Regions from separate parts of the Homo sapiens genome. Here all the other regions are linked to region 1. Evidence: chromatin loops called from intact Hi-C (ENCODE). Cell type or tissue: heart left ventricle. All regions are shown on one strand. Links, peaks and the distances in the headings refer to the core of each region. The heading gives the core; the rest is flanking DNA.

The links. A loop is a pair of places that touch in the nucleus more often than their neighbours do. Peaks named below come from ENCODE experiments on the same cell type or tissue, not always from the same donor. Only the 100,000 strongest peaks of a DNase experiment are listed, where the experiment ranks them.
Region 2: a loop joins it to region 1, with 2.5 times the contacts of the local background. A loop is called at or near these places in 8 of 110 quality-filtered maps.
Region 3: a loop joins it to region 1, with 2.7 times the contacts of the local background. A loop is called at or near these places in 10 of 110 quality-filtered maps.

Annotation. Positions count from the first base shown.
Region 1 is chr2:9,329,308-9,339,607 of GRCh38, reverse strand. ASAP2 (ArfGAP with SH3 domain, ankyrin repeat and PH domain 2) reads right to left here. Exons shown (of 28, transcript NM_003887.3): 8 at 4,795-4,870; 9 at 4,429-4,515. Among named protein-coding and RNA genes, the nearest start is that of ITGB1BP1, 89 kb to the left of the region's middle. In heart left ventricle, for the core only: a CTCF peak has its summit at 5,821 (motif pointing right); DNase peaks (open chromatin) are centred at 5,814 and 8,537; H3K27ac peaks cover 562 bases.
Region 2 is chr2:9,256,090-9,266,389 of GRCh38, reverse strand. All of the region lies in intron 1 of ASAP2 (ArfGAP with SH3 domain, ankyrin repeat and PH domain 2), which reads right to left. Among named protein-coding and RNA genes, the nearest start is that of ASAP2, 54 kb to the right of the region's middle. In heart left ventricle, for the core only: a CTCF peak has its summit at 4,718; DNase peaks (open chromatin) are centred at 2,749, 3,299, 7,035 and 7,309; H3K4me3 peaks cover 3,110 bases; H3K27ac peaks cover 7,739 bases.
Region 3 is chr2:8,881,025-8,889,024 of GRCh38, reverse strand. MBOAT2 (membrane bound glycerophospholipid O-acyltransferase 2) reads left to right here. Exons shown (of 13, transcript NM_138799.4): 5 at 952-1,007; 6 at 6,460-6,514. Among named protein-coding and RNA genes, the nearest start is that of KIDINS220, 47 kb to the right of the region's middle. In heart left ventricle, for the core only: no CTCF peak of the experiment used is centred there; no DNase peak of the experiment used is centred there; H3K27ac peaks cover 327 bases.

The DNA.
Region 1 (10,300 bases), core at 1,439-9,438:
AGGGAATTTGGTCACTACGGTATCTTTACCACCTAGGAGCTCAGTATTTGTTGAATGAACTATTAAGATAGTTTATTAATATTTATTAAGATTATTAATAAATAATTTTACTATTATTAAGATAATATGGTAAGTGCTCTACAGAAATTATCTCTTAGATCTCCTGAAAACTCTGAGGTTGGCTGTATTATTCCTATTTGACAGACGGGGAGACCATGACATGGAGAGGTCCAGGAACCTGCCCAGTGTCACAGGGCAGGGTAGGAAGTGGGAGACCCAGGATTCAAATGCCAAGATCCATGCTCTTCTGCTCTGCTAGACAGCTCCCCAGGCAACCCCGTCCTAGTCAGAAGCTGTCCTCTCCACCAGCCTCACCTGCTGGGACTCTGCTAACTCCTGCCCCGTCCCCAGTTTTTTGTTTTTGTTTTGGAGATGAGGTCATGCTCTGCTGCCCAGGCTGGAGTGCAGCAGTGCGATTTTGGCTCACTGCAACCTCCACCTCCCAGGCTCAAGGGATCCTCTCACCTCAGCCTCCCGGGTAGCTGGGACTACACGTGCATGTCACTACAACTGGCCAATTTTTTTGACTTTTGGTAGAGATGGAATCTCACTATGTTGGCCAGGATGGTCTTGAACTCCTGGACTCAAGCAATCCACCTGCCTTGGCCTCCCAAAGTGCTGGGACTATAGCTGTGAGCCACCATGCCTGGCCTGCCAACTCCTAATCATCCTTCTAAGCTCCATCCCAGGTATCACAGCCTTTGGGAAGTCATCCCTGATGGCACCTGCCCAGCCCGCACTGGGCAGACACTGCTTCCTGGAGCTGATGTCCACGAGTGCTCTCATTACACTGCACCCCAATTGCTTCTCTGTCCCCACCCCCAGAGCATGATCCCCTGAAGAGATGATAACCTGATCCATCTTGTTCTGTTGTGTTTGTGGAGTGCTGGCTTAGGGTAACAGTGGAAGAAAGGGTAGCTGGATGTGTGAATCAACAAACGAGTCCTCCACTGAGGGTGACATGGAGGCCAGAGCCAGGCTACCTAGCAGCTTGGCAGGAGAGGCAGGCAGGTGGCCCCTGGCAGAGATCTCTGTGATGAAGGCCAGATTTGGGCATGTAAGATACGCGAACCCAGAGGCAGAAGAAAATTATGGCTGTGGTGGACCTTGGCTGCCTGGGTGGCACAAACTGTTCTATCACATCCTACTAGACAGGATGCTTGAAAAAGAGGGAGCAAGAGAAAGAGAGAGAGAGAGAGATAGAGACAGACAGAGAGAGATAGACAGACACAGACAGACAGAGAGAGAGAGAGAGAGCAACCATACTTGAGATCTGCAGAGTGGAAAACCATGGTGGTTTCAGCACTCAGACCTGTGAGACCATGCCCCAGAGCCTGATCCTCCCCATAGAAGCACACAAGTCTGGGTTCTCCACATCAAACAGCAGAGAGAGCCTGCACACAAGTGATGAGGCTTTGGGACTCCGCCAGCACCCCAACAGGGTCCATCCTGGCAGAACACCATCGGATGGACGACGTGGGATGGGGAAGGCAGGAGGCGAGGCTGACGGGGAGAGAGCTCAACCAAAGATGAGCAGTGCCAACGAGTTTAACTGTGTAAATAGGATCTTCTCCAAAAATCAAACACTATGGTACATAGTTCGATCCTCATTGTATAATATTGCACTATGGGTGGTCACTGCACAATTTTTCAACTTTTCTCCAAGTATGAAAACCTTCACAAAGAAAAATAATGGAAATACCAAAGAGTAGTATTCTCCTTACAGAGAGCAGAAAATATCAAGAACAAAACATGAATGGCCAGTGATTGGGAGGTGTGAGGTCACCGGGACCAGAACGGCACAAGCTCCACACTAAAACAAAGCTGCAGGGTCACAAGGAAACAGCAGCACGAAGCTACCACACTGGAATGGCCACTCTTCATTCCTTCAATAACTGATGCTTGGGATTTACAGGAAGAGAATGAGGAGCACTGGCTTCTACCAACCATCAAGGCAGTTTCTTTGGGGCATGTTACTTAATTTCTATCAACTGTTATTACACAGGGAGGGTTAGAATTTTTATAACACTGAATAAAAATCCTCTTAACACCTTCAGTTGTCTAAGTCACAGAAGAAAATCCAACCAAAGGGAATGACGGCCTAAACAATAATGACCAAATGATCAATTCTTATTGCAAATTTGAGGTATACAAGATGGAACCCCCATCATAAAAATCATTTTAAAACAGAAAATTTAGCATTTTCACATCTGCTTATTACTTGCAACTGTGTTCAAAGATTGTCCAACTTGCTGAATGCCATCACCTAAAAGCAACGCAGAGCATGATACACAGAAAACACAACACGCCCACAACTAGGAGACTGTTGAGTTAGGTCTTGACAAGGAGCCAACTGGGCAGACAGCCAAAGAAGAATAGTAAAGGAGGTTCATTTGATCCCTCTGTGCAATCAGGGGCAGATGGGCTGGTTAACAAAAAACAACAAACTATAAAGAACTTCTGGTCTGTGCTGGTAAATTTGTTATTACTTTCCTGCGAAGCTGTAAATAACCAGTTCTCTCACAACAGCCCGTTTTCCCAAACCTCCTAATTCTGCACAGGCAAAGCAAACACAGCCTTTGCACTGTGCCCAGAGGGCCATTTGGCCCCAGCAGCTGCTCTGCCTTATTTTAAACCTGAGCTTTGCTTCATGGGTTGGATCTTCCTTCTTAGACAAAGGCAGTTCTCGATCATTTCCAACGGTGCGCTGGGGAGCAGCCACCTTGGACGGCATTCTGGCTCCTGCCCTCGCACTACCTCCTCCTCGTTACCGCTAGCCCACTATTTTCTCCTTACGCCAAGTTTTTTTTCCTTTTTTTGCTTATTGGGAATATCAAAGCGTCAGGGCCTACATTCTCTAGACTAGGAGGAAGTCACCATGTTGTAGGTCCTTTCTAGCACTAAATATAACCTTGCTCTGCCAGTGTCTCACTTAGTTGACCCATGTTTACCAAAATCCTACTAAATGAGCGCTGTGGCACTACAGTGTGATGGAAGAATGGCTCAGAAGGCAGGGTGGCATCCTCAGGCTGCTCGAGGTCCAGCTGGTGAAAAGCCATCTGTGCACTTAAGGCACAACCAACACTCAAAAAGAGGAATAGGCTGTGATTCAAATGGGGCATTCAAACAGGATGTGCTCTGTGAACTCAGATCACTGTGGGCTGGGGTGATCAGAGGCAGCGCTCCAGAGGTGGGGCTTCAGAGGGACTAGAGAGATGTGTAGAATTCAGCCACTCAGGGGAGAGAAAGGGAGGGAGGGAGGGACCTGCTTCATCTTCATAAAGGAACAGCAGCAAAAGTGTAAACTGTAAACCCAGAAAATGTCCACTTCCCTAATATTTATGCAAACTCTTCAGCCTTTAATAAAGTCTACAACAATGAAAGGTGAGGGGTTAAAATAAAAAATGCTACTAACCATTAATATATAAAAGGAATATATATATGTATGTTCACGAATAAAACATGCAAAATTCTGCAATTTATTAAAATACTGAACTACTTACTCTCCTAGACTTCGGTCACAAAAGGTAAACGCATTTGGGAGAAAAACAACAATATTCAGTTATAGTACAAGAACTTACAATAAAATAGAGCTCACCAAACTGCCAACAGGGAACTTTATGCTGTCAAGTAGTTTAGCAATTTCTCTAAAATCACTAGATATATGTTTAGATACATTCCTTTTATTAACAAGGAAATGGATTTATACTAAATTCACATTATGATACCCACATTGTAGTGAAAATATAGTAAAATTATCTTTAAAACTTACTTTTTAATGGCTTTTTAAAAACAAGTCCCCACAACACAAACTGTCCCTGCTGACGTGTTAGCACACAGAGACGTCATTACAGAAAGAGGGGAAGTAAGAGAACTAAGGATTTCTGCCTGTCATGATGGAGGCAGCTGTAAGAAAAGCTCATGCCTCATATTTTATAGAACACAATCTCAGGGCTGGCAGAGCCCCAGCTGGTCCCCTGCTACGTGCCTAGGCCTAAAGGGGCAGAGTCCACGTATGTCAGGGTAGGGAAATGACACAGGGCCAGGTACAGGATAAATAGCACAAATGACACATGGTCTCTGTGACGAAGCCACTGAGAGCTCCTTATCTAGCAACTGACAGAGCACAGGGTTTATACACCGCCATTAAGGCCATGCATGTAGTAAATGCTTCCTCCTGAAATAAACATATTTTAAAAGATGGTTTTATAGAACTAAATTGCAAGAATACATTAAATGTTTTACTGGTGCCTGACACAGCCCGAGTGAACTGTGAGCTCCTAGAAGACATGAACTTCATGTTCTTCAGACCCAAAGCCTCCAAGAATGGGGTGAAAACTGCAATCTTTCAAAATTAAATCCCCTCACCTCTTTCTGTTCAACCTGCAATGCGGATTTCAAAATATCTCGAAGCTGTATCAACTGCCTTCTTTCTTCATCCTGGGCCTGTTTGATCTTTAAAAACACACACACACAACAGAACCAATCAGAAAATTAAGACTGAGGTACAGTGAAACGTTGGTGCTCATGGGGCCATTTCCACACAATGCGACAACTGCCTCCCTCGCTGGTCAAACCTTCCCTCCCACCAAGACAGAGGACAGGCGTGGGAACGCCACACTCCACGTGGGCGGCACGGCATGAAAACACAGGATTACACAGAAGTGACATTTAGATGAAAATGTCTGTTGCATTAAGATGGTTTTAAACCACAGTGGGAGGGAAGCTACTCACCGTGTGAAGATCCGTAGACAGCGTTTCAATGGAAGGTTTGAGGCTTTCCACGGCTTTGAGTCCATCCTGAAAAAAACTAGCAGGAAAAAGAAGAAACAGAGATGACATTTCACAAAGGAAAAAATAATTTTGTCAGACAGATTAAAAACTTCTTTAAAGTGACTGAAGTCATTATGTAACTCCTGGGGGAAAAGACTGTATGAACAGAACCTTAAAATATCAGGCAAACCAAGAATAAAATGACACTCAAAATTAGCAGGAGCGAACAGAAAAGGAAATGCAATAAGCTTAAGTATTTGAGATTTTTCTCGACCCATATAAAATGAGGCCTTGAGTTTCAGTTTATAACGGGAGAGGTTCTGCATCTGAAGCCAGAAAGGCCATGGGGCGCAAGTGGAAGACACTGAAGAATGTGCCGCAACAGGCGACCGCGACATGGAAAAGAAAAGGAATGCAGAGGCCGGGTGCTGTGGCTCATGCCTATAATCCCAGGGTGAGGGACTTGGGGAGGCCAAGGTGGGAGGATCACTAGAGACCAGGAGTTCCAGACCAGCTGGCCAACATAGCAAAACCCCTAAAAATACTCTATTAAAAATACAAAAAAAAAAAAAACAAATACAAAAATACAAAAAGCTACTACTCGGGAGGCTGAGGCACAAGAATTGTTTGAACCCAGGAGGTGGAGGTTGCAGTGAGCCGAGATCATGCCACTGCATTCTGGCCTGGCGACAGAGTGAGACTGTCTCCCAAAAAAAAAAAAAAAAAAAAAAAAAAGGAGAAAGACAGAGACAGAGAGAGAGAGAAATAATGCAGAAAAGAACCAACCAAGCAGCTTTGGTGGCCACACTGTGTCTGCGGGGTAGGAAACCGTGGGTAGAGAACTTGAGATCAAATATCAAGAGGAATTTTTTATTTTAAGGCTGAGAACTCAATGCTGTGAGGTCACCTATAACAAGTGATTCAGGAAATACAACAGAGGCTGGACAAGTTTTTCTGCTGGAGCCATGGGCTGGTGTTCAGTGCTGCCTCTGGAGGGTGCTGTGTGTAACCCTTTTGAGAGGAATGAAGAACGGGCATTTCCACGAGCTAAGGAGAAAGTTCTAACCTGTAATGAGGCCTGATGCAGCTCCAGCCTCAATCCACACCATTCCACCCTCTTCATTCACTCAGTTCCAGACATACCGGCCTTTTCTCCCTTCCTCCATGACCACCAAGTTCTCCTGCCCCTGGCCCTCTGCATTCTGTTTCTTCTCTCTAAAGCCTTCTCCTAAGGTGTGTCTGCTTCACCTGGCTGATTCCCACTCATTCTTCAAGTTTTAGGTTAAACATCCCCGGTTAGTGAGGCCTTCCATAATCCCCTACAAGTTATTCCCCTATAAGAGGCCTTCTTATACTTTCTCAGAGCATTTTGTATTTTGCTTCAAAACACTTGCTGTAACTGCAATTATGTATTCATTAGTGTGATTGTTTAAAACAGAATTCCCTCATTAGATATGAAGTTCTAGGAGACACAAAGTACCCGCAAAGTTTGGTGTATTTCAAGCACATGCCATTTATTGAATGAATAACTTAATGAAGGATGGACTGTCACCAACTTTAGCCAGTTTATTAGATACCAAGGAGACTATCTTTAAAAAGTGATCTGGGTTTCACATATGTCATGTGAGGTGATGTTTACTTCTTTTAAACTCAGCAGTAGCTCTATGGGTGTTTCTCAGACCAAATGCGTCACACACAGAAGGCGCCGTGAAAACACTGCAGCGTGGCCTTTAATGCAGCAACTCCAAGGAGGAAGGAGAGGGACACACAGGCCGTGGGGCATGAACTCTGACCAGTGTTTATTAGGAGTCACAGAGGTCAGGATGCTAGAATGTTTTCATTCACCTTTAGACAGACACATCATTCTTTATTTTATACTCTTGTTCCTGTATTTTAATACGTTTTTTTCTGAATATAGAATATGTTTCTGAACTCATCTAATTCTTGTATTTTATTTACGTGTTTTTCTTTATGTAACTATTTTCTTAATCATTTCAAATTCTTGTGAAATAGATAGGAGGACAGAGATCTCTAAGATCTAAGATAAGGAGTAGGAAAAATATTACAGGTGATAAATGCAAAACCACCCAGGGAGAGGGAGCAGGTGTACAGCTCCAAGAATCTTTGCGACCTGGCAATTCTCCCTACGGTCAGACAGAGAGCGAGAGTGAGAGCGCGTGAGCATGAGCCCCGTAGTGGAATCAAGTGCTCAGAGACTTCTCGTCAGGATGCTGTTTCCAGCATGACGATGAATGGTGTACTTGGAATAACAATATGAATTTGGATTTAGATTTAGATTTCATCTCTGTAATAGCCCAGCCAATCTTCACCATCCACCTACCTGGAAAATCTCCTCCCTCTGATTTTTCAAAGTGCTGACCTTCCCGTACCCTCCTTGAGGTGTGTCTTGGCACCCAGACGCCCCTTCAAAGTGCAGTCAGCCCTGGCGTCAGGAGAAGCTTCAAGAAAAGGAACACTATTCCTTCTCCGCTGGCTGCTGTCCCTATGACAGTCCTAACTACATAGCCCCAGAAAATTTTCTTAAGTTGAGCCCATTAACACTTTTCCAAGCTTCACAGAACTTTTACCATCAACATTACCCAATCAAATTTTGTTGTCTATTAAACATTTTCTAGCCTGCCTCACCAGGCTAGAAGGGGTGTATTTCTATCCTTTAAAATACACCCACTTAGAGGCAATTATCAAACCCACCAAGCAGAGTAGCTCCTTTCTTCTCTGGGCCCCACACACCGTGCCAGGGCCCCTCCTGCAGCCTTCACGCCACCACATTCCAATGCGGTGTCTGCTGATGGGGTCTGTCTGTGACACCCGCCCCTCCCTCCTCTGCAAGCTTCTGCAGCATCCGGGGCTGAGCCTTATCTTGACCATGCATTCCAAGTTCACTGAGCAACAGCTGGTCACAGTGGTTTCCAGCAGGTATTGGCTCAAAGAACAAGTCAATTCAACATTCATCACCACCTTTCAAACCATGGTTGTATTTTTTTTGAAAAAAAAAAATCGCTCTGTCGCCCAGGCTGGGGTGCAGCAGCATGATCTCAGCTCACTGCAACCTCCGCCTCTTGGGTTCAAGTGATTCTCCAGCCTCAGTCTCCCGAGTAGCCGGGACTACAGGTGTGCACTACCGCATCCGGCTAATTTTTGTATTTTTAGTAGAGACCAGGTTTCACCATGTTGGCCAGGCTGGTCTTGAACTCCTGACCTCAGGTGATCCGCCCCCCTTGGCCTCCCAAAGTGCTGGGATTTCAGGCATGAGCCACCATGCCTTGCCAAACCATGGCTGTCTTTATTTTATAATGTTATAATGCCCTACTTCTAGATTCCGCTAGAGTACAGGATCTTCAATGTTCAGGAGCAAAGACTAATAAGACAAGTTTTCAAGATATTCCAGGAAAGAGGTAGAGATGAAAATTCCTTCCTTAAATGAAATAAAAATAAAAGAACACGAAGTATTCTTTAAGAACACTTAAAGCGAGAAGAAAAAGCAAAATAACGCATATCTACGTAGTTCCAAGGGTCAACAGCCAAACCTGAGCCCTGGAATCTGGTTTACACAGTGGCCTCTTCACCCTGGCGGAGCACAGCAGTGTGCAGAGGCCCGCGTGTACCCAGCAGGGCACAGCACCCAGCAGGCAAAGCTGTGCCCTTGGGGGCGAGAAGCGGAAACTGGGCGTGTGTGGTGGGGGAATGAGAGGCGCTCCCACACGTGGAAACACGCACGGCTGCGAGCTCTTACTCTGCAGCTGAGTTGCTCGAGCTCCACGTTGTACCCTCCAGAATGTGAATTGAGAAAGTCAAAGCTGCCTGACTGATTTGAAGAGCAGGCAGCGTACACACTCTCTCTCATATCCAAAAACGAAGTAATGGAAGATTCATATTTTTAAAGGTTACTGGGATCATGTCCATAAAAGGCCAACTACTTCACTTTTCCACAAGTGGTCTGTTGCTACCCAACTGACTGGTTTGGGCAAAATAAAGGGGCGGGGGAAGGAAATCCCAGAATAGCTTCTTCTTAAAAATAAAATATCAGCAAGGAAGCGACCCACTTCCTAAATTGCCTGACATAAGAACTGTAGAAGTAATTTGCATGCTCATCACAAAGTAAGAATTTTGAGTCTCCATAAAATAATTCATCTTGAAAACTATATAATTGCAAGGTCTTTTCCACCAAGTAGAGATGAGCTCTCTTTTTATATTTTTTAATATAAATTCATGGGGTACAAGTGCAGTTTTGTTATAGGCCTGGTGGTCAACTTAGGGCTTTTAGGGTATCCATCACCAGAATAACATACATTGTACCTACTAAGTATTAATAATTTCTCATCATCCCCACTCCCTTCACCCTCCTGAGACTCTGCTGTCACTCTACTCTCTACATCCATGGGTATGCCTTTCTTAGCACCCACTTAGGAGTGGGAACATGCGATATTTGTCTTTCTGCGGCTGGCTTGTTTCACTTAAGATAATGACTTTCAGTTCTATCCCTATTGCTGCAAAAGACATGATTTCACTCTTCTTTTTTTTAAATGGCTGAAGCTCTCTTTTAACTTTGGATGAACCACTCAGCACATCCTCCTTTGCCGCCTGACCTCAAGTGCTTTAGAAATGCAACATCATCAAAGCTGTATTAAGAATTCCAAAGCAGAGCTCAGTTCAATTCCACAGTGCAATTCACTGCTGCAAATACGTGCCAGGTAAATGTGCCACACACTGTAGATATAAAACAAATAAATGGCATGGCCCCTTCCTTAAGAGCATATAGTTCAGTGGCACAGAGACACAAGGAAGATGTCATCATGGAGACAAGCAGACGGTGTGGTGGCAACACAGGAGGAAGAAAAGGAATTCCAAAAGGAAGAAGCATCGCAAAGCAGGAATGATCCATAAGCTGGGTCCTAGGAGGAACAGAAGACAGGGAGGGCACAAAGGAAAGAGGCCTTCTAGGAAAAGAAACAATTCTGTACAAAGGTAGGCTGCTGGTGGCACAGCCTGCTCTGGGAAGGTAAGCAGACAGGCATGGCAATTCCACAAGGAAAAGATTTCTTGTCAGTCCACACCTTCCACTCCCGCTGTCACGAAGCCAGGTGGGCCATCGTCATCTCTGGTCTGCACAGGGACAGGAGCTGTGTACACAAGCAATTGCCCACATCCACCCTTGTCCTGTTTGGTTCCTTCTCCACAACACACAGAGTAATCTTGTTACAGCCGAGAAGCTTCCTGAAGCTGCTTCTAACCAACACCACTGTCTCTCTCCCCATCACTGTTTTGCCTTTTCATAAACTCAGTTAAATATTGGCTCGTGTTTCCTACTTGCCTCCCCCATGAGACCCCAGGGTCCGTGAAGGCAAGAACTTTGTTTTCCTCCTTACTGCATCACCAAAACCCCTAATAGCGCCTGGCAGATCACAGGAGTGCATACAAATGGTCCTCTGCTTCAATTTCTTCAAGA
Region 2 (10,300 bases), core at 1,415-9,414, 73 kb after region 1:
AGACCACTTGAGCCTAAGCATTTCAGACAGGCCTAGGCAACACAGTGAGACCCCATCTCTACAAAAAGTAAAAAAATTAGCCGGGTGTGGTGGTAGGTGCCTGTGGTCCCAGTTACTGGTGAGGCTGAAGCAGGAGGATCACTTGAGTCTGGGAAGTCGAGGCTGCAGTGGGCTATGACTGTGCCACTGAACTCTAGCCTGGGCAACAGAGTGAGATCCTGTGTCCAAAAAAAAAAAAAAAAGATAAAAAGGCAATCGTTTTTATAAAAATTCCAATTTCAGAAATAGAAAATTACAAGCTTATGGGCTGGGTGTGGTGGCTCACACCTGTAATCCCAACACTTTGGGAGGCCAAGGCAGGGGGTGGGGGGGTGGATCACTTGAGGTCAGGAGTTCAAGACCAGCCTGGCTAACATGGTGAAACCCCGCTTCTACTAAAAATACAAAAAATTAGCTGGGCATGGTGGCACGCGCCTGTAATCCCAGCTACTCGGGAGGCTGAGGCAGGAGAATCACTTGAACCGGGGAGGTGGAGGTTGCAGTGAGTCAAGATCGTGCCATTGCACTCCAGCTTTGGCAACAAGAGTGAAACTCCGTCTCAAAAAAATAAATACATAAATGAAAATCACAAGCTTGTTTATTAAATCCATTACACGCACAGACACACACACACACACAAATTGTAAAAGCAAAGAAAAAAATACTTATAAAAGAGGATAGACAAGTGATATATCAAACACTTAAAACTCTGTATATAAAGATACAGAAAGAAAATAATCATTGTTGTCTTAGGAAAAGTTGGAGGAATTTTTTGTTTTCCCACTTTTAAACTATCATTAACATGAATACATTATTTGATAATTTTTTCGAATTAAAGAAAATGAAAAGTACTATCCTATACTTTGTTACCCTTTTCTCTTCTCCTCCCATCAAGCAGGGTATTGAGGTCTTTAACTCTGAGCACAAAAATGTGTCAAAGGGACAGATTAAACAATAAAACAAAAATACTCAAAACTGTAGTCCCTCGGTCTCCATGGGGGATTAATTCCGGGATTCCGTTGAATTCCAAAATCCAAGGATGCTCAATTCGTAATGTAGAATGTTGTCATATTTGCATGTAACCTACACACATCCTCCCACATGCTTTAAATCATCTCTAGATTACTTATATCTAATGCAATGTAAATGCTATGTAAACAGTTGTTACACTGTATTTTTAAAAATTTGTATTTTTCATTATTTATTTATTTTTTTGAGATAGGATCTCACTTTGTCCCCCAGGCTGAAGTGCAGTGGTGTGATCACGGCTCACTGCAGCCTCCACCTCCCGGGCTCAAGTGATCCTCTTGCCTCAGCGTCCTGAGTAGCTGGGAGCACAGGCACATGCCACCACACCCGGCTAATTTTCAAATTTTTTGCAGAGACGTCTCCCTATGTTGCCCAGGCTGGTCTCAAACTCCTGGGCTCAAGTGATTCCCCTGTCTCAGCCTCCCAAAGTGCTAGGATTAGAGGCATAAGGCATTGTGTCTGGCCAAAATTTGTATTTTTTAAATTGCTGTATTAGTTTTTATTGGATATTTTTTCTTGAATATTTTCCCCTTGAGACCCTATGTGACTGAACACGAGGATGCAAAACCCACAAGTGCAGAGGGCCAATGGTACACAGGGAGAAAAAAACTCTGGAAGAGGCAAAGGACTTAGTTATAGCGCGCACCTAGATGAGGAGAGAAGACGGTGACAGGAGACTGAGTTTTCGCTATCACCTGAAAACTTTACCACAAGGATATATTCACGTATGACTTGCATGGGAAAGATTAATAAATGATGAGCGAGAAGACAGCTCTGGGTGTACAGAGGAACAGCACATGAATACAGCCTGCTGGGCTGAATCACTGTCTCCAACACCCTGTGCATCAGCCACAGTGGCCGTCAGAGCTGGGGACTCATAATGAGAACAGCAGAGGCCCGGACACACTGGAAATGCCATCCAAGGAAGGAAGGTTCCTGATGGGGAAGGGGACAGTGGTGACGCCAGCACGGGCCCCCCCAGTCTCTGGAAGACATGCCTGCAGAAGCAAAACCTTTTCCCAAGGCCAAATACTAAAATATACCTCCCTCCTTCCCCACAAGTTGTTTCTGCAAAGAAGTTCCAGCAGTACTTGTGTTTATTATTATTATTATTATTATTATTATTTTTTTGAGACAGGGTCTCACTCACTGCCCAGGGTGGAGTGCAGTGGTGTGATCTTGGCTCACTGCAACCTCTCTTTCCAAGGCTCAAGTGATCCTCCCACCTCAGCCTTCTGAGTAGCTGGGACTACAGGTGCATACCACCATACCTGGTTAATTTTTGTATTTTTAGTAAAGATGAGGTTTCCTTAGGTTGGCCAGGCTGGTATTGAACTCCTGACCTCAACTGATCCGCCCGCCTTGGCCTCCTAAAGTGCTGGGATTACAGGTGTGAGACACGGCACCTGGCCTTCTAGCAGTACTTTTAAAAGGGAAAAAAATGGAGAAAAAAATACTTAACCTATTATAGAAGAACCAGGCAAACTGTGCCCTCAGCTGATGACCTCCAGACGGCCGTCAACTGTGCCTGAAGTGGACGGTGTCATGCGGTATGAACAGATAAGTGAGAAAAGAACCCATGTAGCTCTAAACCCACACACACTATGAAAAAACGACGCATGAACAACGAGAGGCTGCAGCCTCCTGCAGTTTAAGGAAGCAGCGCCCACAGGCACTCCCGGGAGGTCTGTGCCTCGGAGGCTTCGGTGGGAGCGCCCCATGGCTTTCATGGGCTTCGCCAGGATCCCTATCTTAGAGAAACGGAAACAGATGACAGTAAACTCCAATTCTGTCAAAAGGCTTCACATCCTGACTTTTATTTAGGGGGAAGAAAAGTCCTAGAGACTTTTCTGGGAGCTCTGGGGGAGTGAGAAAGGAAAAGCCACATTTTGGCAAGATCACCACTGCACAGCAGCAGCACAAACACGGCAGCGTGGGGCAGCTCTGGGCAGGACCCCCCCAGCCAGCCTGGTGCCCTGCTTTGGGGAGAGCCACAGTGGCACAAGGGGGCCTGGCCTGGGGTTCCCTGACACCCACATTACTGAGCTGTGGCCCCTGGGAATGGCAGGAGAGCAGACTCGAGGTAGAAAATGGACTAGCTCAGGAAAAGAATCACAAACAAGAGGGGACATGACACCAGAAGGTGCTGGGCACATTACTGACAGGCAGCAGGGACACCGAGACAGTGGAAAGCCAGCATGCAGCCACGGCCTGGGCCAGGCCCTCCAGCCGTGGCGATGCAGAAGGCAGCCGAGCTCAGAGTCTGGGAAGGTGACCTTCAGCTGGGCGTGAGGTCAGCCTTCCACATCTTCCCAGTCCCAGAAGACAATGGAATCCTAAGCCAGGCTGATTTCCCCAGGAAACGAGGCTCAAGCCACATGAACTTCACTTTAGTCAAATAAACAGGGGAGAGGAGATGTAAGATAGCCGAGTTTTCTTTCTGAACCCCGCGTGAAAGAGACTGAGGACTTTGATTCCTGAGGCCATGGAGGTCAGCCTGGAGACGCCATCATCACACCGTGTGCTGGGGCTTCTGTCCCAGTCGGCATGCCAGGCTCTGCCATCCAACTGGGCTGCCACTGCTGTCCACTAGCGGTCACATTTGTGTGCTGTGTTCCTTTAAAAAGTACACCTTGTGACTGTGAACAGAGGCTTTAAGGAATGGATGCATTAAAAATGAGAAAACCCAGTGCTGGATCCCTTTGGAGACAAGTGCATCAGTTACAAATCACTGGTTCTGGATTCTGGAATGAGACTGACTTGGTTCTAAACCAGGCTCCAATTACTAGCCGCGTGACCTCAAAAACGGACTCCACCTCACTGACTTCTGTTTCTTCATCTATAAATTGGGAATAACAATACCTGCCTCACAGGAGATCACCAATGCTTATGTGTCTGCCATACAGTCAGCACTCAATATCTAATAGTGATTACCAGTGTCCTCCAGTTCTCGGAGAGGCTAGGTGTAAACTACGCCAATTAAAGTGGCCGTTAAGAAGACGCTGTTACCCCAGGACCGTCTCAGTCATTACGACAAATACTTTTCAGGTCTGATAATGTTTAGAATGAGAAAAAAATCTCTAAGAACAAAAAGACTTTACAGCTTATACCAGCCTTTCATTTCCACTAATACATTTTTTTTTCCATCAACATTTAAATTTTTCAAAACTTCATACAGGCATGATGGCACGCGCCTATCATTCCCAGCTACTGAGGAGGCTGAGGCAGGAGGATCGCTTGAGCCCAGGAGTTTGAGTCCAGCCTGGGCAACGTAGCAACACCCTGTCTCTAAAAACATTGTTTTTCAAAACTTTTCCTGGTGTGCTCAGGTGTTTCTGACTCCCCACGGGGAGGGGCACATGGCAAATGGTGGGGTGAGGCGCTCTGGTCCAACTGGCCTCTCTCTTGAACACTGAGGGTTAAAGGAGCAGGGCATGAAACCCCAGGTCTTAAGTGCAGGGGTGAGTAGGAGTGGCCACCGGGGTGTCCACCCATCCCCTCCTCACCTACCCTGACTGAGGTAACCCCAGGTCTGCCCCTCTCCCACCTGGGACACCACCAGCGGGGCCTCTCCCCTGCATGTGGCAGTCCAGCCAGAAGGAACTCTGCCCCCTCCCTCCTACACTCGGCCACACTGTTAAAGGTTGGGGGCAGCACTGGGCAACCTCCAAAGCTCCCAAAGTGCTCCCAGGGAAAGAAAGGCCTACTGTGCCACTCAGCTCAGCTCACTAGCATTTGAGATAAATACTTTTAAGTTACCAAGGCAGCAGTAGGTGTGTACTCTAAAATCACACCTAGGGCCCAACTCCAACTACCATACAGCAATTTACACTCCACAGAGCACTTTTACTTCCATTATCTTTACTGCAATATTTACAACCACTTGTGAAATCACCACCTCTTTCCCCAGCTTAAAGGAGAAGAAACTGACTCAAAGAGTTTAAGTGACTTGTCCAAAATCATGTGTTTGGCTTTGAACCGATGAAATGCTGGGAGAGCTCCAGCCAATGGAGGGAGGACGGAAGGCAGCTTCCAGAGCTGTGCTCCCCCTCCCACTTCCCAACAGCCTCACTTCCAGAGCCAGAAGCGCTGGCTTTCTCTAACATTTGGGGAAAATAACCACCCGGCATTACCCCTGCTTTCTCTAAACCCTGTTCCACTAACCCCAGCCCAGCTACAGGCAAGGGGGCTGCTACTTCCACACCAAGAGTGCTGTCCACCCCTTCACCAAGAAAGCTGCCAGTGGCTCTCCTCCACACAAGCCAGCTCCTGCCACCCCAAGGGGCTGTCATACGGCTCCCAGCACACTAGCATTTGAAGTTCACCAGGGGCACAAGAATCTAAAGTTCACCAGGGACACAGGCACAACCCCCCTAACCACCCTGGGTAACCAATTCCTTGTTTCAGAATCTTCTGAAGGGCCAGGGTGGCGGAGAAGCAGATAGAGTAGGGGCAGGGTCATCATTTGCATGTGTCCAGGTTACACAATCCGGGGCTCTTCCTGGGCTTTTCAGAGGGAAAATTAAAACCCTGCTATCTTTAGTCTTTCATTTCTCCATCTTCAACTTCTCAGTTCCTGTTTCCCATCCAAAAGACTTGACCCCATTCCCCTATGGTAGAATGGGAAGCAGGGAGGAGAAAAACCCAGAATAGGGAAGGGAGAAGAAAGGCAGGAAGGAACCACCAGGATTGCTGGGGCCCTGCACAAAGCCAACCTCTGTATGCAGCAGAGATTGTTTTCTAAAAAAGGAGTGTGACGATGCAAACAAGGTCATGTGCCTTTTAGAGCCTGGCCAGCCCCGTGCCCCTCTCCAGCTTCTCCCACACAGAGGTCATGGGCCCCGCTCCACCCGCAGCTCCTACCCCAAAATTGGTCATCTCTAGGCATGAACCTTTCATTTTTCTACAATCCAAGCAGTGAGGTGATGGGAGAGGGGGAATGAGCTGAGGGAGGGCCCGAAGGTGCACAGGGATCAGCCAGGCATCCTTCCCGCCCCCAGCAGCAGATTCTGGATCCCACCTCATCCTCATGACCCAGGCTTACTGCGGGAGTCACTGCTACAGATGAAGACCATGAGCTTTCATTCCCACATCTCCACACACAAATTACTTGATCACCTGGGCCTCAGTGTTCCTATCCTTAAAATGCGGGCAGTAATAGCTACTCAATACAGTGATTGTTGCCTTGACAGTTGGAGAGTCCCCAGGTTGGTGGAGGACCTTTCCCCTCCCACCTCCATAGCAGAGCCATCAGGCCATCAGACTGGTGCCTGACTCGGGGAGAGGCCAGCCTGCCTGGGGCCTTGTAAGTGGGGTTCCTCAACCACAGAGTTTCCCAGATAGGGGAGGGGGCGATGCGCAGACACTGGACAGCCATTCCCAATTTTAGACCTGGGTTCCATACTCGGCTCCACTTAGCCCAAGGACTATGCAGGACACTGCAGGGGCTCATCAGGGTGCAAGGGAGCTGAGGAGACATGGGGGGCATTTAGCATCGGCCTCCATCCCTGGCCCCAGATGTGCAGGGCTACTTTGCCTGTCGGCCTCAGATGAGTTCATCTGAAGATCTCTGCGCTAAAACACACACACAAGGCTGGGTTCTGCTGCCCTCAATGGAAAGCAGTCCACCCACTGGTGCCACACTCCCAACAGCGGTCCAGCCTCGGGGCAGGGGGCCTGAGAGCGCCAAGGAGCAAGGTGGAGACAGAGGCGAGGGCCAAAGAGATGCAGATGGTGCTGTTCATTTTTGTTCCTTAAGGTTTTGGGCTGAAAACTGTGCCCTCTGATAGCATCCACCTACCAGGGAGCAGGAGTACAAGAGGAGGACTTGAGAGGTACAAGCCAGGCTGAGGGGTGGGAGCCTGCAGAGAGGGGCACCCCAGCCTGGGCAGCCTGGCAGGAGAGCAGGGCGCAGGAAGCGGGGGCAGACGCAAGGAAGGGCAGGGTCCCTGCCACTGCAGGATGGCGCAGAAGGGAGGGGAAGTGCAGCAACAGGCAGGGATGGCGGCCCTTGGCTGTGCTGCTAGGGTCAGCAAAGGCCATTTATTCTCAGCGTTGAGGGATGAATGTTTCTCCCCAAGGAAGGGCTTCAGCCCATTAGTTTTACTTTCTTTGTTTGTTTTCCATCCAAAGAAAAGAAAATTTGAAACCCCAGCTAACAGAACAAGAGAGGAAGCGAGGGGAAGGGCTCCCTGGGCAGCAGCAAGTAAGGGGAAGAGGCTGAACCTCCGTCCCACGGGCTGGACCACGGCCCAGAGCAATTCCCTTCCCTGCTAAGGGGACAGTCAGGCCTGCAGACACCACAGAGAAAGGCCGAAGAGCAGGCCCAGGGTCCTGGTCTGGCCCCGCGAAACTGGCTGCAATCCGAGGAATATCACTGGAGGGCTGCAGACCCCAGTCTGTAATCAGGAGCATGGACCTACAGACTCTAAAATGCTGAGTCCTAAAAGCAAAGACTACATGTAATGCTGCTATGTTTAGTTTGAGAAGTGAAGAGGAGAGAGAGCGAGAGAAATAAATAAGTAAAAGTGAAGATCATCTGTTTCTCAGCCAGAATGCTGTCTGCTCTGAAGCTGATCTGTGGAATATTTACTGTTCCTCAAGAGATCTAAAGAAGTTGCAACAGCCACAAGAGAGTCAGCAGCTTCCGGGGGTTTCGCCTGCTCAAGCCACACTGCCCCAGGACCCGGGAAGGTTTGCATTTGTTGTGGGGACTGAAAATCATGCATTGTGCAAAATGAGAAGATGAGTGTGGCGGCGGGGGCACCATGGAGACTGTCACCTACTCGGATTGGGGCCTTAGGTGAGCCACTTCTCCTCTGAGCTTCTAGATACAAAATTCTATGAAAGTACCACCTTTAAAACAGCTTGCATTTTAGTTATCTTTCCAAGAAGGAAATCTTACAATTACATTCAAACATATGTGAGGTATTTTTTAAAGGAAAGTAAGACTCCTGACCAAAAGTCTCAAAAAAAAAAAAAAAAAACAACTACTGATTACTATCAATACTGTGAATAGCATTTATTTCAACTTTACAAATAAATAGCTGGTAATCATAGAAATTTTTTTTTTTTTTTGAGATGAAGTATCGCTCTGTCACCCAGCCAGGCGTGAGCCCCCACACCTGGCCAAAGGTAATTTTTAATGAAGAATTCCACTGCATTTCCCTGGCTTAGATTTCTCAAAATAGATGGAAAGAAATGAAATGTGTATGTCCGTATATCCTACCCCAAAGTCAGGGTACAAATGTGATGATACCAGCACTGGTTGTGGGGGTAGCAGTAATAACAGGCTTCCAACTGCACAGCACTTCTAAAAGTGCTTTCACACAGATTATGGCACATGACTCTCCAACCTGGGCAGTTGGTAACACAGGCAATATTATTGCAACAACATAGAAAGTAACACTCACAAAGGTATTTTTCCAAGGCCACATAGGTAAGGATAAACCAAAATGCCACCTTTGTATTCTCTTTTTTTGCTTAAAAACCACTTTCAGGCCAGGCACCGTGGCTCACATCTGTAATCCCAGCACTTTGGGAGGCCGAGGCGGGCGGATCACTTGAGGTCACAAGGAGATCAAGACCAGCCTAGCCAACGTGGTGAAACCCCATCTCTACCAAAAATACAAAAAAATTAGCCGGGCATGGTGGCGTGAGTTTGTACTCCCAGCTACTCGGGAGGCTGAGGCAGGAGAATAGCTTGAACCTGGGAAACGAAGGTTGACGTGAATGGAGATCGTGCCACTGCACTCCAGCCTGAGTGACAGAGAGAAACCTTGTCTCAAAAACAAAACAAAACAACCACACTTTCACATTCTCCTAGCCTGTTCTTTCCGACATCATGTACTGGTTCATTAGTTTGTTCAAGGTAATCTCCTGTTAAAAAGTTAAGAAACAATAAACCAAGAAAATAAAGCTATTTTAATTTTGCAGGGAAAAGTTTTAGGCACCTATGGTCATTCCATAATGCTTACTAAGTAGGTATATCCTTCCTACCACTGTTTGAGACTACTATAAAACAGTCCCTGCTTTCAGACTTCAAATTTCCCAAGGCAATTGAGACTTTTCATTAGCTGAACCCTAAGGAACAAGGACAAACTGTCACTCCTTCAGGATGGGGGCCCGCACCTTCTGATTTTTGAATCTCCAGCACCAGTGGAATGCCCGACACGTGTAAACACTCCACGAACATGGAATGAATGAAACCATCCTCTGCTGCTCTTTAGTTTCTACCAAACGCCCTGTGACAGGCTGTTAGGGAAAGACACCCTGGAGCAGGTAACACAGGCACATCCTGAAGAAAGTGACAGGCTGTTAGCAGGCAGGAGGCACTCCAGCCAAGGACTTGGAATGAGTCCATCAGCTGTGCTGCCCCCTCCCAGCCCTTGGCTGCAGCAGGAGGATCAGGAAGGAGAGGAACAAGGACTGAGGGTGGACAGGACAAGCGGCTAAGAGACAGTCATACTGACTCTCGGTCAGTGCTTTTTTAAAACCCAACTCCTCTGTCACACAGAGGAAATGGATTAAAAAGGTCTCTTGCTGGAATACAAATTGCTCAAATGCATACCATCACATCCCCAAAATGGAATCAATGAGAACACTGAGGCTGTTTTCATTCATTTGAAATTGGCAGTTGGATGCCAGTGGCCTGCACTTTCATTTCAATACTCTTCCAGTTACACAAGACAGAGACAATTCTGATTTGCACATGTAAATAGAAACAGATGGCCACATTCTTTTTTAAAAACAAAATCCAAAAGCTTTGGAATAGTAAGAAATTTGTTTCAACTCTCTACCACTAACAACATCTAATATCTCCTTGCAGTCCTTATCTCAGATATGTTAGACAAGAAGCATCTGAAACATATATTGACTGCTCAGCCCATGGACAGCATCATCATTGGCACAGCATGTTAAACGCTAATTTCTTTATGTACAGTTGACACTGCCGCTTTGCCTGACATTTAAGTGAAGGCAGCACATGCATATACACCCTCGTGCTAAACTCCAACTTTTAACATCCTGGCGCCCACTGACATGCTAATTTTTTATCTTCATCACCCCAAGCTGGCACATGGTTGGCACTCAATAAATATTCATTAAATGAATTAATTGGGCTGCCAGAATTACTTGCTTTCTTTTTTTTTTTTTTTTTTTGCAGGGGACCCTAGAATAGTTTTTCTCCTGCCATTTCTATGAATGTCTGAACGTGCAAATATGTCAATGACTA
Region 3 (8,000 bases), core at 1-8,000, 450 kb after region 1:
TGAGGCAAAACACAATTTTCTGGGTTTATTATATTATTGTTTCAAAAAATTAAATAACTTCTGGTCAATTGTTCTTCAGTATAGTTTGTAAGCTAATGTAATAAAGGATAAAAGCCTTCCTGGTGGTTTTATTTATTCTTATTTTATTTTATTTATTTTTATAGAGATGGAGTCTTGCTGTGTTGACCAGGGTGGTCTCAGACTCCTGGGCTCAAGCGATTCTCCCGCCTCAGCCTCCCAAAGTGCTGAGATTACAGGCATGAGCCACCGTGCCCAGCCTTAACTGTTTTTTAATACTGTCTGTAAGCTAATGTCATCTTTAAAGGTTAAGATGCATCCTGGTGGTTTTCTTATGTGGATGTGTTTTTTCCTTTCTAAGTTATTCATTCAATTATAGTAATTATAAGATATGGGAAAATAATGCCATTTTTTTCTTATGATTTTAAAGTCCTTTTTCCTTTAAAATACATCATGATTTCAGTGCCTTAGATGGCTGTGTTTAGAGTCTGTAACTCCTGGGTGCCTAGTTTTTAGAATAGGGAGTTGAGAGTCTGTCCATGATATGTTGAAGAAAGTACTGAGCAGAAAGCAGGAGACTGGGGCCACATCTCATGCCTGCGTGCTTCTTACCTCCGGGCCTTGTTTTCTAATGTGTGAGATGAGGAGGCCAGGTTAGATCACTGGGTCACTGGAGATTTCTTTTAGGGGTGGAGCCTTTTTCTTTTGTTTTTCATTTTTTGAAGCCTCGGAGAAAGTCCAGATCCCCATCGCCTATGCTGTCCTCAAATACATAACTTCTGAGTTATTGCTGAAATCCCTTGGAGGTCTTTTTTATGTTAAAAATTTCAGGATTTGTAGTGATAAAAGCAGAATAAACTCTTAACTCATATGTCATAAGTATTGTTTTAACTTTCTTCTTTTAAAACACTAATTTTTTTTATCTTGTCACAGCCCAATGATGATCATTACTCAGAAGATCACTAGTTTGGCTTGCGAAATTCATGATGGTAAGAATTCTGAAATTAATTTTTATTGCTGAAAAAATTTAATTCCAATAATCTTTTGCTTGAGATATTGCCATAACTTTCTGCTATTAGAGTAAGGAAATGGAGGGAGGTAAGATAGGGAAATATACTTAACTGTGCTTAGGATTATGAAAAATGCTTGCTTTCTTGCTTTCCTTCAGTGTTTTATCTTCGTTTTGAATTCAGTGCAGTGACAGTAGAATAGTGTGATTTAGTCATATGGCCCACAGTAGTGATAATTTGACATATAAAGGAAAGAGACATTTGGTCTAGATCAGGTTTTATTATTTCCTGCTTCAGCTCCTCGTTAAATTTTTATTATAATTTATGTGCCTTCCCCCACCTCTTCTCCTTGATATACACACATTCATAATTACCTGTTTCCATGTATTTTTATTAGAAATATTTCTGTCTTCAGTGAGTGGACATCTAGTCCTGGCCTAACAGGACTCTGAGTCGTGAGATTTGGGCTCTGATTCCTTCGAAGACTGAAGAAACGAAGCATCCTTGTTAGAATGGTCATTTGTATGTAGCCTGCGGAGCTTTTGAGATGAGTTTGAGCCCTACTGTGTCTCCACCCATCCTGTGCCCACTCCCCGGGCAGGTTTTCCCTCTTATTGTCAGAGAACCAGCCTTGACAGTACAGTGCAGAGAGAGAGAGAGGAGAATTTTTCCTCTTGTCCCCTCTGGCTACTAACAAGCAAAATTAACACTTAGTTTTTTGAGGGGGTGGTGGAGGGAAGGAGGTAGATTAAAAACTCTCTGCTACTTGTTTAATCAAGTCTGCAGGTTAAACAGCAACTATCTTTCTGCCCTTCAGAAAAAGAAACACCACTGAGGGAAAATTCTGCATACAGGAGGGAACATGAGGATGTGGTTGGAGTGTGGGTTTTGATGGATGGGCAGATGTACGCTCAGATTCCAGTTCAGCTTCTTACTGCTTCAGTTTTCTCCTTTGTCAATTAACAGTATGATTCAGCTTGGAGGGTTTTTTCTTGGATTATAATTTATGCACAGTGTCTTGTAGTTCTTGCATTGTGATCAATGAAGTGGGTGAAACTCACTCGACCCTGTTACTAGACTGTAGTTATAATAAAACTTACACTAGGAAACACTGTAGGTAAAAGCCTATAATTATCTTCAGGTGCTAGAACTTCTGTAGTATGCTGGTAACAGATTACTCCTGTGACACTGGAAAGAGAATATAGGAAAGTCGTGGATCAAGGATATAATTTTGTCCATAGATCTAGAAGTATCTGATGACAATATATATATTCAACTCAGAAGAACAACAAACCCCATTTTGTAACCTGTTCTTTTAAATGGATTTAATGGTAATTATCTCTTTAGAACAGTTTAGATTGTGATTAGTCTTGGCAGCATTTGAGGAGTTCATACACTTTAACTTTTCAAACTAGGTTCCTCTTCCAGTTTGCTTCAGTACATCCTCTGAGACAGTTTGCTGCAGGCCTGCCACATCCCATACCACCTACCCCTTTATTCCCAAGGGATAGATTGAACCCTGTCTAAGCCATATTTTCTCAGCTAATCTTTCAGAGAAGGGCCTTATTATCTGTGTATTGGGGGACCCCAAGACCACTCCCAGTTTGGTGATTCACAGGACTGAGCATGTAGTTGAATTCAAGGCTAACATTTATTACAGTGAAAAGATTCCAAGCAAAGTCAATAAAGTACAAAGGTGCCTGTAATGAAGTCTGGAAGAAACCAGGCACAAGTTTCCAGAAGTCCTCTCCCAGGGGAGTCACAGAGAACGGACTTATTTCCCCCAGCAACAGATTGTGACAACACCTGTGAAGTGTCCATCAGGGAAGCTCTTTAGACGCTCAGCACCCAAAGTTTTTACTGGGGGCTGGTCACATAGGCCCCCGCTGCCTAGCGCACACCAAAATTCCAGGCTCCCAGAAGGAAAGCAGGTGTTCAGAATAAACCACATTGTTGGCACAAATAGGCTAGACATAGGGGACATTTCCTATCGGTGTAGGGGACTGTGGACCAGCCAAGTTCTCATACACCAGCCGTGGGCACACCTCATAAGCAGGCCTTTCTAAGGATAGCATTCTCAGAACTATGTTAACTTGTTTCTGCACAGCCTGGTTCAGGACCACCCCTAGATGAAACCAAATAAATTACCTACAGCTGTGTCTGTTTTTCAACTATCAATCCAGTGGCATCATTCATATTTGCATCTTCAGGAAGCAGGTGTTATTTTATCTTTGGGTATTTCTAGGCATGGTTTTTAAGACATTTCATCACCCTCATATAATAGAGCCTGCTTGCCTTTCTGGCTTTGAATCATGTATATGAGATTGCTGAGGGCTTAGGATGAATGACTAAAATAACCTGCTGGCATGTTTGCTCATGAAGTCTGGCTTGTACTGTGGCCTTTAGGGATAGTGTAGCTGGTTGTCTTGCTGGCAGCTTCATTGATGTCACCTCACAATAGGAATACTTGAACCTAACAGAATGTTTGTACAGGTTGAATATCTCGTATATGAAATACTTGAGAAAAGTGTTTCCGATTTTGGATTTATTCGGGTTTTGGAATATTTGCATACATGTAATGAGATATCTTGGGACCCAAGTCTAAACACAGAATTAATTTGTTTTATATATACCTTATACACATAGACTGAAGGTAATTTATACATTATTTTTAATAATTTTGTGCATAAAACAAAATGTGTGTACATTGAACCATCAGAAACCAAAGGTGCCACTATCGCAGCCACCCATGGAGATAATCAGTGGTTGTTTGGCATCGCCATGATTCCTGACTCCGAATTTACATGAAAATGATAAGCAATCATTTTCTTTTACCTATTCATACATAAGTACTAAACAGTGGAAGATACGCCATTCCATTAATTCAGTGAAAAAATGGTATGTTCAGGGTAACTAAGCAGCAGAGTAGAATCACTGGACTACCCGTATCAGCTGTTAGACACAGCAGCAGTGGCAGGCTTTCAGTCTCCACCTGCAATGTGGTGTCATGCCAGGGCTCAGAAGTCTTGTCATACCCCATTGTTTGCTGCACTGCCTCACTTGGACTTGGTTAGACTTCTAGCTTTAAAAAATGATATCTTGTCTTTAATTGGTTTTTGTTGATTCTTTTGGCCAGTTCCCAAGTTTTGAACTGAGAAGGAAGGCTGGGTTTGTTGTGCGTGTAGACTTTTGACACAAGTTTGTTCTATGCAACTCTATCCTTTAAGCTCTGTGTCTACTTTTCTTGGTTAGTTTACACTTCGAAAGCAGTAATCGCTTCTCTGAGCAACATGGCAGACTGAACTGGTGTAGAGGCCCACCCTATGCCAAACACTTGGAAATGCTGACTAAATATAATGACATAGTTTATGTATGGCAAAGCTTGAAATCACAAAGAAGGCTATTAACATGTCACTTGCCTGGTAAAAGCATGAGGGAAAAAAGGATAAGGAGTTTTTAAAAATTGAATACTTATCCTCATTTCTAAAGATGGCTCTTTTTTTTTTTTTTTAAGGAAAAGGTGGACAACATATATCTGATATGGGGGAAGAAAGTAGAATTGTCACAAGTAGGAATTACCCTTTTTTGGGGTTTAAATCCTGATAATGTTTTACCGTTCTCTAATCTTCGATCATCTTTTTTTTTAAGTGTTTTTTTCCTCCTGATTATAAAAAGTAGGTATGTGATCATTGAGGAAAATTTGAAAAATACAAATTGGAAATACGAAGAAAAAATAATCTTCCATGTCCCTCCCCCAACATTTCTCAGAGCCAGACTTTTTTTTTTTTTTTTTTTTTTTTTGGCTGAGTCTTGGCTCACTGAAACCTCCACTTCCCAGATTCAAGTGATTCTCCTGCCTCAGCCTCCTGAGTAGTTGGGATTATAGGCGCCCGCCGCCACACCCAACTAATTTTTTTTTTCTTTTTTTTTTTTTTTAGTAAAGACAAGGTTTCACCATGTTGGCCAGGCTGGTCTCAAACTCCTGGCCTCAGGTGATCCACCCGCCTTGGCCTCCCAAAGTACTGGGATTACAAGCGTGAGCCACTCTGCACCTGGCCCCTTCTTTTTTATTAATATTTCCTTTATCATCTTATGAGGCATGGTTTTCTTTTTACATAATTGTCAAAAGTGGAATGTGTAATATATTCCCATTCCCCAATTGTTGCATATATAGGTTGTTACTTTTTTTCTGCTATTACGTATAAAGTTGTGATGATCCTTGTCATAAATCTTGAATCACACCTTCAGTTATTTCCTTAGGGCTAGAGTTGTAGGAATAGAAGGTAGAAAGATTTCTAAAGTGTTTGCTATACTGGTTTACAGCAAGATGATGTGAGTTCCTCTTGGTACCTCATTTATTTGTTTATCTTCTGTCTCCCTACTAGAATATAAGTGCTATAAAAGCAGGGAGTTTGTTTTTCGTCTGCTCTTTCCTCAGTGCATAGAATAGTTCCTGAGGCATTTTAAGACAGTAATTATTTTCTTCTCATCTTTGTTTTATATACATATAAAATACATAAAATGTGTGTTTTACATAATTTAGATTGTATTATATGAGTAAGAGCCCTTTAAAATTTCTGCATACTTGTAATAGGTGAAAATGGCATCTTGCTCTTTTAATGTACATGTAATGATTTATAATGAAAACATTATTAATCGTGAAATTAACATTTCACGTTAGTTGGCTACATGTATTCTACGATTTGTCTTTTCATGTTTTTAGTTTTGTCTATTTATTTCACTGTTTTTTAATTGCTTTAGCTTTGGTTCTTTGGGGGAATATTACTACTTTACTAATATTAGTTTATTAATTTATTAATATTAATGTTGCTATTTGCTTTTTAATTTCATTCCCCTTTGGTCTTTAAATTGGATTTGAGGTATATATTTTTAAAGCATATGGATCTAGTAAATTGATGTGTAATCTTAAATAATATATCCTCCTCTTTGAAGAGAAACGTAAATAGATGGATGAAGATGATGTATTTGAGTTTGGTTTTCATGCATTGGAGTCATGGAGGAGTAAGGAAATTGCTCTTTGCTTTAGGTTGATCTTCTAGTTTATAGTACTCATGTGTAGTCATTTAAGTCATCCCATAATAGAAAAATTGTAATGCCCCTTTTCGAAAAGTCATAGCATTTACGATTAAGGATAATAACATTATAATTTTTAAAGTGCCAGCATTTGGGAATTCTTTAATTATAACTCCCCTTAGAGTGGAGTCAGATACCCAACCATGTGTTATTTTATAGAGACTTTTCACATGATCGAGGCTGTGTTGCCATGAGAAGGAAAGGAACAGTCATTATATCAAAATTAGGAATATAATAGCATGAATTTCAAATGAGGAAAGTAATGAAAGTGTGCATGGGCAAAAATGCCATTTTGGGGAGAAATCTTAATTGATGAGTACCTATTTTTGTTTCTCAGGGATGTTTCGGAAGGATGAAGAACTGACTTCCTCACAGAGGGATTTAGCTGTAAGGTACGTGCCTTTGCATCCTATTCTGCCATGCTTCCTGCGCCCCTGCCTAGGACCCACGTTCCTTCTGTGGCTGAGGCTGACTAGTCCTTCTAGAGGTACTTACTTCTGAAAATCAAGCCTCACTCTCTCCATGCACTTCCCTCCTGCCAAAGCCTGCTGGGCAGGCCTGGGCATCCCTTCTAGGGCTCCTGTAGCACCCTGCCTCTGCGATTGTACATTTGCGCCTCCTATGGGCCACGAGGTTAGCTGCTAAAGTTTTCATCCCTATGAGACTCTGAGTTCCTTGAAGACAGGAGGATAGTATTGTCTTCATGTCTGCCATGTAGTAATTACTGGTAATAATAGCAGCTACCATTTACAGGCCAATAACTTGATGGCAGGTACTGGGCTAAGATATAATACATTAATATAGCACATCGATGCCATATTTTGAAATAATAAAGAACCAGTCAGATAATTCTCATTATTATTTGAGGAATTCATTCTGGGATAAGCTTCTACTTCATTTATTAAAGGCACTCTGATGACTAATCTAAGGAATGGCTTAATTTCACAGTGTCTATCTCAACTAATATAATTTGAGATGGAATACTCATTATACTTAAAGAAAAATTTCCCACAGATTACGTTGTTTCCAAATCTAGAATGAATAAGTGCATAGCTGCTAGAAGAATGAGATTGTTTGTGATATTATTTAGAACTACACTAAGTATTCATCTTTCATCCCAAGTAGCATGTCTTGGGGGTCTTTTTGTATTTTCCTGTCTTTAAAAATGTTCTATTCTGATATCCCCTATAGTCAATCTTTATGTATCAATAAATAGACACTTGAGTAGCTTTCCTGACGAGAGGTTGATTTGGTCTTGGTTCTTTGATCTTTAGGAGCCCTTGTGCCATCCCAGTAGCTATTCATTTACAGACACTCAGCTGCCATTTCCCCTGTGCCTCTCACATCGAGAGCAAATCCCCAGACCTGGGTAACCCCACCTCTTCACCTACCTGAACAGGGGAAGAATGCTGAGTAGAAAAACACTGTCTTGCTGACTGGACTCATTTTGAATTTATTACCCCAATTTAAAATTAGGATCCTTAGTATCGCCAGTAGTACTGCATTTCCTCAGTCCACTCACTTGCCCACACTCTTCTAAGATGATATAGTCTCCTTCCTCCCAGACTTCTAACACACCGTCCCCCATACTCATGTTGGTAGCAAAATTTTATTTTTTGGAGAGAAAAAAAAGCAATCCTACTTTGATTCTGCAACCACCAAATCTCCCATGCTGCCTGAATCTATAACACAGTGCTCTACTTTCTTTCCTGGTGTCAAGTACTAGCTGTCCATCATCTAATCGAAGGCCAGCTTCTCACTGCTGCACGGAGTTCACTTCCTTCTCAAGGATTTAGCTGCGTCAGTTACTCCTGCCTGTTCACTCACTGATTTCTCCCTCTCTGTTGGGCCATCCCCACCACCTGAACAGAACAAGCT